Regions from separate parts of the Homo sapiens genome. Here region 2 is linked to region 1. Evidence: chromatin contacts called from ENCODE Hi-C or POLR2A ChIA-PET data. All regions are on one chromosome and are shown on one strand. The core of a region is the stretch at or near the end of the contact, and the rest is flanking DNA. Distances in the headings are between cores, read along the strand shown.

Region 1 (4,529 bases), core at 1,109-3,608:
TTGTATTTATATCTTTGATAATATTCTCTTACCTCCTTCTACTCCTTTTTTGGGGTCTACCATTGAAATTCCTGTAGTGATACTCAGTTTCTTATATTTACTTTCATATTTCCCACCTCTTCATCTCTTTATTCTGCTTTTTCAAGATTTCTTCATTTTTATGTTCCAACCATTTTGTTGCATTTTTAAGTTTTGACATATTTTAAATTTCCAAAGGCTCTTTTTAAATTCTTTCATTTTTTTCTTTTTCTTTTGAAAATGCTTTTCAGAGCATTTTGTTCTTGTTTCATGTGCCAAGTATATTCTGGTTATCTATATTTCTTTTAAGTACATTTAAGTTTCTTCTGTTCCTTTCACTGCTTCTGTTTCCTCCAAGTGTCATTTTTTTTTATTTCTTCTTGTCTTTCATATTCATGTTGTAGGCTTTTCTCAAATGTCTACTGATCTTTCAACTGTCTATTCACATTTAAGAGTAAGGTAGTGGGAAACATATTTTAATAATAATGTAAGCACCATGGTAGGAGATAATCAGTAAAATTCTTGAGTGCAGTAGCCACAGGCTTACAGTGTCTTCACTCTGACTCATCCAGAGATTAAATTTGCTCGTTCCACAAAAAAATGCCAGTGTTATTAAGCCCTGGTACTGTTGCAAAAATATAAAAAGGAGAAAAGAAAAAGACCAAGGAACCAAAAGAGAGATAAATAGACAAAGAGTCAGAGATGGATGGATGGACTGTTTGTACAAGAGTGTGTGTGTGTGTGTGTGTGTGTGTGTGTGTTTGTGTTGGGGGGGAGAGACTATGAGAATATGAGGTAGAAAGAGTGTATATATATATATATATATATATATATATATATACACATACATATATACACACACACACATATATATACATATATACACACACACATATATACACACATATATATGTATGTTTGAGATGTTTGTGAAATATGCTTAATGACCCTTTAATAAGGAGAAACTGTTTAGATTTTGGACAGAGACAATTCATATTAATAATTTTTTTCTGGGGCTAATTATTGTGCTTTCATTTTATTACATCTTTGTGCTCCTGATGTATTTTCTCAGTTATTTAAAGGTGTTGAAACAAGCACCTTCCATTAGTTCATTACTTAGTGCACATTTTTGCTGCTGTTATCATAGGGAGATCCAGTTGCATGTCTGGTTTAATCTGAAATATAAATTGATTGTTTTTGTACTTTCATGGATCTTTTCTTAGAATCCATCTCCCACTGACTTTTATCTATATTTTGAGGTGAGTTTTGAGGCAGTGGTTGCTTTTGCCTTAGAACTTTATCAGCAATAGTAGTAAAGAAGTAGTCACATGCTTCATGCTTCTTATTTATATCTTTTTTTATTTAGAAGGAAACCTTTTTTAAAAAAGTTTTTTTTCTAAATTAAATAAACCTTTTTTATTTAGAAGAATCAGAGATTAGAATGGGTTCAACACCTGATGGTCTGATGGTACTTAGATCTTACTGGGTCCTGCTAATTCTCATTTCTGGTCTGGTAGGAACCTTTTAGAGAGAAATAAGGATCAGCTTGTTTTTGTGTGGATGCTCTTTTGTTGTGTGAATTGTCTTGGACTTCATTCTCCCTTTTCAAAGTATCAATATTTAAATATAACAGATTTAGCAGTGTAACTCTGGTGTAGACTTTTGAAAAAGAACACAATTTTTGTTTCTGTGTCTGCAACCTACATATGTGATTGAAAATTTTTATATCTAACAGGTTCTACTTTTGATGACTTATTACCTAGCCACAGTGTATCTGTTTCTATCTGTAGCTTTATAACTATCTGTCAATCATTTATCCATATCTATGTCTCTATCTGTACATAAACACATATACATATGTGCCTGTGCATACAATCAAATGTGTATATTTGAATGCTTTCCTAGCCTCAGCATATATTAGTGTGTTTAACTACCTTGTGGTGAATTGTTTGTTGCTACTGGTCGTCTGTAAAATAGCATCTTGATTCCTCCTCTGATAAACACAATTATGTTATTATGAAACTTTCCTCTCTCGTTTTACCTCCTTAGAGCTTGGGAATTAGGCCAATTGTAGAGCTAAGTCTTCTGATAGTCTTGCTGTTTTAAATATTATTGTCTATCAGCCATTCATTACTACCTTTTTCCATGCAAAGGGAACACCAGTGTTGTTCAAGAAATCATACCTTAGTGAAAATGCATGGCCCTCTCTCCAGCTCAGGAATAAAAGCCTATTAGTTTAATTCAGTCATGTGACTTGTCCCTCTGGCCTGCCTTCTCCCTCCTCCCCTAACTGATTGATTCAGGGCTGTCTAGGAACTTCTCTCTGGCCTCTGAAATGTGAGGAGTTTGCTCTGTGGCTTCTGGGGCTGACTTTCATTTTCATTTCTGGATGTGATATTGGGACTGCAGCACCTGTCATGTGGGCCACACGGGAAGTTAGCCCAGATGTAGTTTGAAACTGCTGCTATACTGTGAGAAACAGAAAGACAAAATGGGCAGAATTTGAGTCTTTGGGAATGAGTCCTTGGTTGAGCCGCTGAATTAATAATAGACCTCCTCACCCCGCCCTAAACCCCAACCCTCCTGCCCATAATCCAACATACATTTCTGCACTTATATGAGAAAATCAAGGTCCTTATGTTTAAAGTCAATTCAGTATAGGTTTTTGACAGTTGCAGCCAAAAGCATTATTGCTGAGACACATCACTGCTTTACCTTTTATTTCTGTTTTCCATAGTGATTATTAACAGCTGTTAACTTCTCTTTTCTCTTTTAAGCGAGTAGAGTAAATCATAGGCCAGGCTATTTATCTAGCATTACTGTGATAATAATAAACCTTCTGAGAAACAAAAATCTAAATGATTTTTCTGCAAAGTTGATTTATCTGCATCCTGAAGGACCTCATTACTTCTTCCACTTCTGACAGATATTTATGGTGCAATATAAGTTTATTCTTTATCAATTTTAAGAGTAGTAAGTTTTATTAATCTTCACTTTATTCAGAGTGATTTGAAATAGATCACAAAGTGAAATGGCAGAAACTAAATTATGTTATGTCCAAAATAATAAGAACAGCATATGCTGACCTTTGGCTGTTGGTTACCATTTTGTAGGCTCCTCCCAGGATTATATATTTAGAAATAGATATTTGGCATTTTATACTTTAAAAAACCCAACTTCTGGGAAATCTTCTGTTTCCCTACAATAAATATGTACAGTTTTGTGGAGCACCTATAATACAACAAAATGAATTGGTCATGTTTTTCATGCTTCAATTATTGTACCGTTGATGGCAGAAACTAACAGGAGCTTTTTAGAATCTATTCAACTTCATATTGTTTTTGTGTTAATATCAGACAACATTTTATTATAAGAAATGTACAAAATAGTAAAAGTTGCAAAGATTCTTGGCAAAACAGTTGACCAGATTTTTAAATTATTGTAGTTCATGATTTCCTCATTTACTCATTCAGTAAGCACTGAGGACCAGGCTCTGCAGGCCACCCTGAATATAGAAGAGTCCCTGTCCTGAAGGCATTCACAGAGCAGGGATGAGATAAAGCAGCAAACATTATAGTATAATGTCATAAGTGACAAGATAAGTGCAGGGAGCCACGGGAGCATGCAGGGTGAGAAAGAAACAAATATGGATCTGGTGGTCAGAAGGAGAAGAAAGATATTTTGGTATAAGGACTGTTTAAAACAGGAAAGAAGGAGGAACAAGGTTTTTTTTTTTTTAAGTTTTGTTGCTAACATTAGGCTTGATTTTATTGTGTTTAGGAGATTTTTTTTTTATTTATGTTAGTGGCATGAGGTAAAGTATTATAATAAACTCAATACAGAGATGTAATAATAACAACTAAAATTTATTCAGTGTTTCTGTGGCAATTAAAAGAGTGAGTATAAGTGCCAGATGGCTTGACTTTCAAAACCACTCATGTCAGATATTTGCTGTGTTATTAGGTTTAGGTATATTAATTGTGCTTTATTTTCCCCATTTATAAAATGGCTGTGAGAGTCATCTATATGTTATAGATCTGTGGTGATGTTTCAATAAGTTAATTATCCAAAGGACTTACAAGAGTGCTTATTCATATTGAGTGCTCAATAAACTTTAGATATTATTATTATTATTATTATTTTGAGACAGGGTCTCACTCTATTGCCCAGGCTGGAGTGCAGTGGTGTGATCTTGGTTCACCACAACCTTGGCCTCCTGGGCTCAAGCAGTTCTCCCACCTCAGCCCTCCAAGTAGTTAGGACTACAGGCATGTGCCACTATGCCTGGCTAATTTTGGTATTTTTTGTAGAGATGGGGTTTTGCCTTGTTGCCCAGGCTGACCTTGAACTTCTGGGCTCATGTGATTTGCTCCCCTGTGCCTCCCATAGTGCTGGGATTACAGGCGTGAACCATCACACCCAGCTATTATTATTATTTGGATAATCTCATTTAATTTTTTCATTAATCTGATAATATAATGTGGTAGACAGAATAATGGCCACCAAGATAT
Region 2 (5,013 bases), core at 78-2,577, 34 kb after region 1:
AGGCACGATGGCTCAAATCTGTAATCCCAGAGGTTTGGGAGGCTTGAGGCCATTGCATTCCAGCCTAGGTGACAAAGTGAAACCTTGTCTCCAAAACATAAATAAATAAATAAATAAATAAAATTAAAAATTAATTGATTAAATAAAATTGAGATCTGTACTCCTAAGCATCTTCGCTAGGGTAGAGGATTGTTTGTCATGTGCAATTTTTTGTTTCTGCCTTTTGCTTTTTCTTATTTAAATTCTTAAAGTGGGATCTAACTGGGAGGGATAAAAGATACGAGGATGTAGTTTATTGGAGAAATTGTTTTAAATATTAGCAGGTAAGTAAAAAGGTAATGTGCAATAAAATACTGGTTTTTACTTGTTCTGTCAAAACCTCTGGGTGTTGTTGAAAAAGCATGAACTGAGGATCCAGGAGTTTGACGTTACAGATGGCAGTTATGGGCCCTGCTTGTAAAATCAGATAATGAATTGGTGCATCGAAAAACTCTTTTAAGTCTAAGATTCTTTCATCTTCAAGCCTAAATTCCAATCTTTATTACATAGAGCTACCATCTTCCACTACTTTTGAAAGACTCTCCTTAGATCCATGAACTTGGGAGTTCAGACCAGACTCTATCTGTTCTTAGCTCATTGCAGACATTTCAGAAGGAAAAGGATGGTAATGGAGTGATTGGGAAGTGTAGATACAAGAATGACCTTATTAAATGGTTCCAGTTATAGGAGTAAACAAATATATGAACAGAATACAGGATTAGGTAGATATGGAGCAACTGACAGCTGCTTTGGGAACTCCTTTAGAAGTTGTTGGCTATTGGGAGATGTCTTTGGTTGGGCCAGATGCTTTCAGAGGAAAAAGAGGTGAAAGTAACCATTTTGTTAGAAAATTATTGAGGTGCAATAAAATAATTTTTAGATTCTGGTTTCAAAGTTGTGACTTTAAGAACCATGCATCACACTGTTCATATAATATATACCAAACACATATTTGACTGACCTGAGTTTCTGGCAAAGCACCTCAATGTAATTAATTGTAAGTCAGCATATCCCAAAATTCTGAAGGCTTTTTTTTTTCTCTGAATAGGAATTCAGAGCTTGCTCCAGGGATGTGAGGACAAAAGATGAGTATGACTTTTAAAAGGAATTCAGAACTTGCTCTAGATTTTGCTTTCTTCTCATGTCCACCTTCTTTCACTTTCACTTATGCTTCTTGACAATATTTTCTGCCTGCTACATGGCATTTATTATGTACAGCACATACTAACAGTACTCTGCAATCTACTTAAGCTTTGTTCTTTCCACGTTTTTTTGGTACTACTCATTAGATCCTTGAGCCAATCATCCATGTCTGTTTGTACTAGATTGTTTCCCTTAGAACTCTGCAAGTCACAAAGTGAAACTGATTAGGATTTTACAGTCCTGGTGATTTTCCTTCTGGTATACCACTGAGAAAATGCTGTCGCACAAGGGGCTGATGAATCATTTTGCAGGATTTCTGTTTGCTATTTTCTATTTGAAAAATTAGGTACGTTCACGAACATGGGAATGTCTCCTAATATCATGAGGACAATACGACCATAAAATAAAATAATCAGTGTTGGTTTGGGTCTCAGATAAATGTAATATATTGTACTTTTTAGCAAATTGAGTTTTCCAGAGAACATTCATTCATGTAAATTTCACTCCTATAAATTTTAATTGCTTGTATTGGAAGCTGACTAAAATTACTCAGCACCTGCTGTTATGTGTCTGGCATTGTCCTGGGGTCCTTGCACCTGTTAAGCCATTAAATCATCACAGCAGGCTCTTAAGGTAGGTATGGATTCTTCCATTTTACTAAATAGAGATTGAGTCTGTGAGTGTTTAACCAACTTTTCTTATGCCTCCCAGCTAGTAAGCCTCAAAGCTGCATTGGACTCCTATTTGTCTGTCTTGAACTACAACAGGCCCTCTAACTGGAGGTAGACAAAGGAATGAATTAAGGCCTCATTTTGGATTCAGACATTGATTTAGATGAAAAATGAAGCAATTGCCATTGGTTGAGATGGTAGGCTGTTGGGAATTAATTCAGCTTAGTACTGAGTATAATCTCTGGCATTGCCAAGCTTCTGTCACATAGCACTGCCAGATCAGAAGGGTGCCTTGATCATCAGTTTTATTTCTACATAGTACCATTCGACAGTATAAAGGAATGGATCACGGGAAAATGAATTCATATGGGGTCATAGTGTACATTTCCCCCCAGCTTGTTTTGGGGCACCATTGTCATGGATATTTTATCTTCTAATGTTTGGCATGTTGATTCAGGGCCATGATTTCCAAAGCTGCTCTATTGGCTGAGGTCCAACATCTGCCATTTGTTCCTGCATTCTTATTCCCAATACATACCTTTTCACTGATATGTGCTCATATTTTACTACTATGATAGCTTCTTAATCTGATCTCTCTTTTCTTCAATCTATCCTAAATATTAGCTATCAGAGTATATTGTTCAAAATACTAATCTGCCTGGAAATACTGTTATGCTTCATAATCTCTGATTCCATTTATGTATTATTCTTGAAATGATAAAAAATTTAGAGCTAGGGAACTGATTAGTGGCTGTTGGGCTTAAGGATGCTTGGGTGAAGGGAGATGGATATGTCTCTAAAAAAGGTAGCACAAGGGAAATTTTTGTGTGATCAAATAGTTCTGTATTTTGTTTGCTATAATGGGTATGTGATGCACATGTGATAAAGTAACATAGAACTATACTCAAACTTTGCACTAATGTCAGTTTCCAGGATTTGATATTCTACTGTAGGTACATAACATGTAAGCAATGGAGGAAACTGGGTAATATACATGACACTTTTGTACAGTCTTTTCAACTTTATGTGAGTCTATATTATATAAAAAGTAAAAAAAAATACTACTGTGCTTTAAAATGTTCAAGTTCCTTTGTCTGTCATATTTATGTATCATATTCTCTGGTTCCCTCTAAATTAACCATCCAAAGGTGTTACCTCTGATATATATATTTTTTTCTGTTTAAATCTTATTTGGCATTAACACAATGTTTGGCTCATACCAGGTTACCAAAAAGTGTTCCTTGAATTAAAACTGGGATTAATGGTTTTAATCCCAGTGCTTTAGAAGGCTGAGGCAGGAAGATCACTTGAGGCCAGATGTTTGAGATCAGCCTGGGCAATATAACAAGACCCCTGTCTCTATCAAAAATAAAATAAATTAGCTGTATGTGGTGGTGCAAATCTGTAGTCCAATCTACCCAGGAGGCTGCAGGGGGCAGTTGCTTGACCCCAGGAGTTTGAGGTTACAGTGAGCTATGATTATGCCATTGTACTCCAGCCTGGGCAACAGAGCAAGACCTCATCTCTAAAAAAAATTTTTTTTAAATGGAAAAAATTTGCTTTATGAAATAAAAATGTATCAAACTTGGTCTGTTTACTAATCATACTTCTTTTCTACTCATCTACTTATTCAGTTATGGTTTTTTTTGTTTGTTTGTTTTGTTTTTTTTTTTTTTTTTGTCTCTTCCTAATCTCTTTCCAAGTACTGAGCAGCATGCCAGGGATTTGACTGGTGGAGTTGGGAACTCTTTTCAAGGACTTAAGACTCAAATGTCATAAGGGCAAGATGAGCCAGGGAACCCAGGGTATAAGCTATGCTGACTCATGTTCATCCATTCATTCAAATTTATTGAGATTTGTGTTATAGCTCAGTATATGATCTATCTTGATATTCTGCAGTTGTAGTGTTCTATGAAAATCAGTTTCAAATATTCTGTGTTTTTAATTTTTTTTTCTTTTTGGTCTGGTTCCATTAATTACTCAAATTATGATTGTTGAGTTGTTCATTTTTCCTCTATTTCTGTCAGGTTTTGCTTCATATATTATGAGGCTTTGTTATTAGGTACATACACATTTATGATTGGTATGACTTCTTCCTGACGAACTGACACGTTTATCATTACGAATGATCTCTTTATATCTTTAGTCCTCAGTCTTCTGATGCTTATTGTTTGCATGGTGTATCTTTTCCATTCTTTACTTAAATCTATATGTGTCTCTATATTTAATATGGATCTCTCAAAGATAGGATAGACCTTGCTTTTTTTTTTTTTTTTTTTTTTTTTTTTTGAGACGGAGTCTCGCTCTGTCGCCCAGGCTAGAGTGCAGTGGCGCGATCTCGGCTCACTTCAAGCTCCGCCTCCCGGGTTCACGCCATTCTCCTGCCCCAGCCTCCCGAATAGCTGGGACTACAGGCGCCTGCCACCGCGCCCGGCTAATTTTTTTTGTATTTTTAGTATAGACCTTGCTTTTTTATCCATTCTGGTAATCTTTTCCTTTTATTCAGTGTGTCTTGTTCCATTAACATTCAATGAAGTTATTGATATGATTAGATTCAGGCTCTATTTACTTTTTGTTTTCTATTTGTTCCTTCTGTTTTTTGTTCCTCCTTTCCTGCTTTCTTTTGGATTAAATGATCCAAAATGATTTTTAGAATTATTGTGTAATTTATCTATTAGCTTTTTAAGCAGTTTGTGTGTGTGTGTGTGTGTACATGCTATAGGGATATTTCCTTTTCTGATAGTTATTATTTAGGGTTAATATATCATTTTACATCATATGTAAGGATTTTGCAACTTCATTTTACATAATATGCAAGGACCTTGCAACTGTTTAAGACCATCCTACCCCTCCCTGTTACAACGCTGTAATCATATGTGTGTGAAGTGCTATAATTTTACTTTTTAACAGTCGAATGTATTTTTAAAGCATTAAAAAAATAGTGTTTTATATTTACAGTTTTCGGTGCTTTTCATTCTTTTGACTTTCCGTCTGGTATTATTCATCCAGAAGAGCTTTGTTTAAGACTTCTTATACTGCAGGTCTGCTGGGGACCAATTTTCACAATTTTCTTTTATCTGAAAGTTGTTTTATTTTTCCTTTGTTTTTGGTGGATCTGTATATATAATATATGGGCTGAATAGAGAATTCTGGCTGAACA

The links. Hi-C counts contacts between places; a loop is a spot of excess contacts on that map. ChIA-PET counts read pairs that join two places held with the same protein, here RNA polymerase II (POLR2A). Pooled maps may share reads with other maps.
Region 2: a loop to region 1 is called in a map of CD4-positive, alpha-beta T cell, with 3 times the contacts of the local background. The contact joins two enhancer-like sites. A Hi-C loop is called at or near these places in 11 of 168 maps with a recorded cell type or tissue (B cell, CD4-positive, alpha-beta T cell, CD4-positive, alpha-beta memory T cell and 6 more), 19 of 37 single-sample maps with no recorded cell type and 16 of 50 pooled maps. POLR2A ChIA-PET finds 5 or more read pairs at or near these places in 13 of 52 experiments (CD4-positive, alpha-beta T cell, CD4-positive, alpha-beta memory T cell, CD8-positive, alpha-beta T cell and 8 more).

What each region holds. Positions count from the first base shown.
Region 1 is chr5:50,709,098-50,713,626 of GRCh38, forward strand. All of the region lies in intron 2 of PARP8 (poly(ADP-ribose) polymerase family member 8), which reads left to right. Among named protein-coding and RNA genes, the nearest start is that of PARP8, 45 kb to the left of the region's middle. RefSeq lists an enhancer at 2,132-2,481. Within about 2 kb of position 2,359, at least 12 of the 41 ENCODE cell types and tissues checked have a DNase peak (open chromatin) inside an H3K27ac peak, as active enhancers do; they include B cell, CD4-positive, alpha-beta T cell, CD8-positive, alpha-beta T cell and 2 more, where a contact is called at or near this core.
Region 2 is chr5:50,743,649-50,748,661 of GRCh38, forward strand. The region is part of intron 2 of PARP8 (poly(ADP-ribose) polymerase family member 8); the gene reads left to right. Among named protein-coding and RNA genes, the nearest start is that of PARP8, 80 kb to the left of the region's middle. Within about 2 kb of position 1,328, at least 5 of the 41 ENCODE cell types and tissues checked have a DNase peak (open chromatin) inside an H3K27ac peak, as active enhancers do; they include B cell, CD4-positive, alpha-beta T cell, CD8-positive, alpha-beta T cell and 2 more, where a contact is called at or near this core.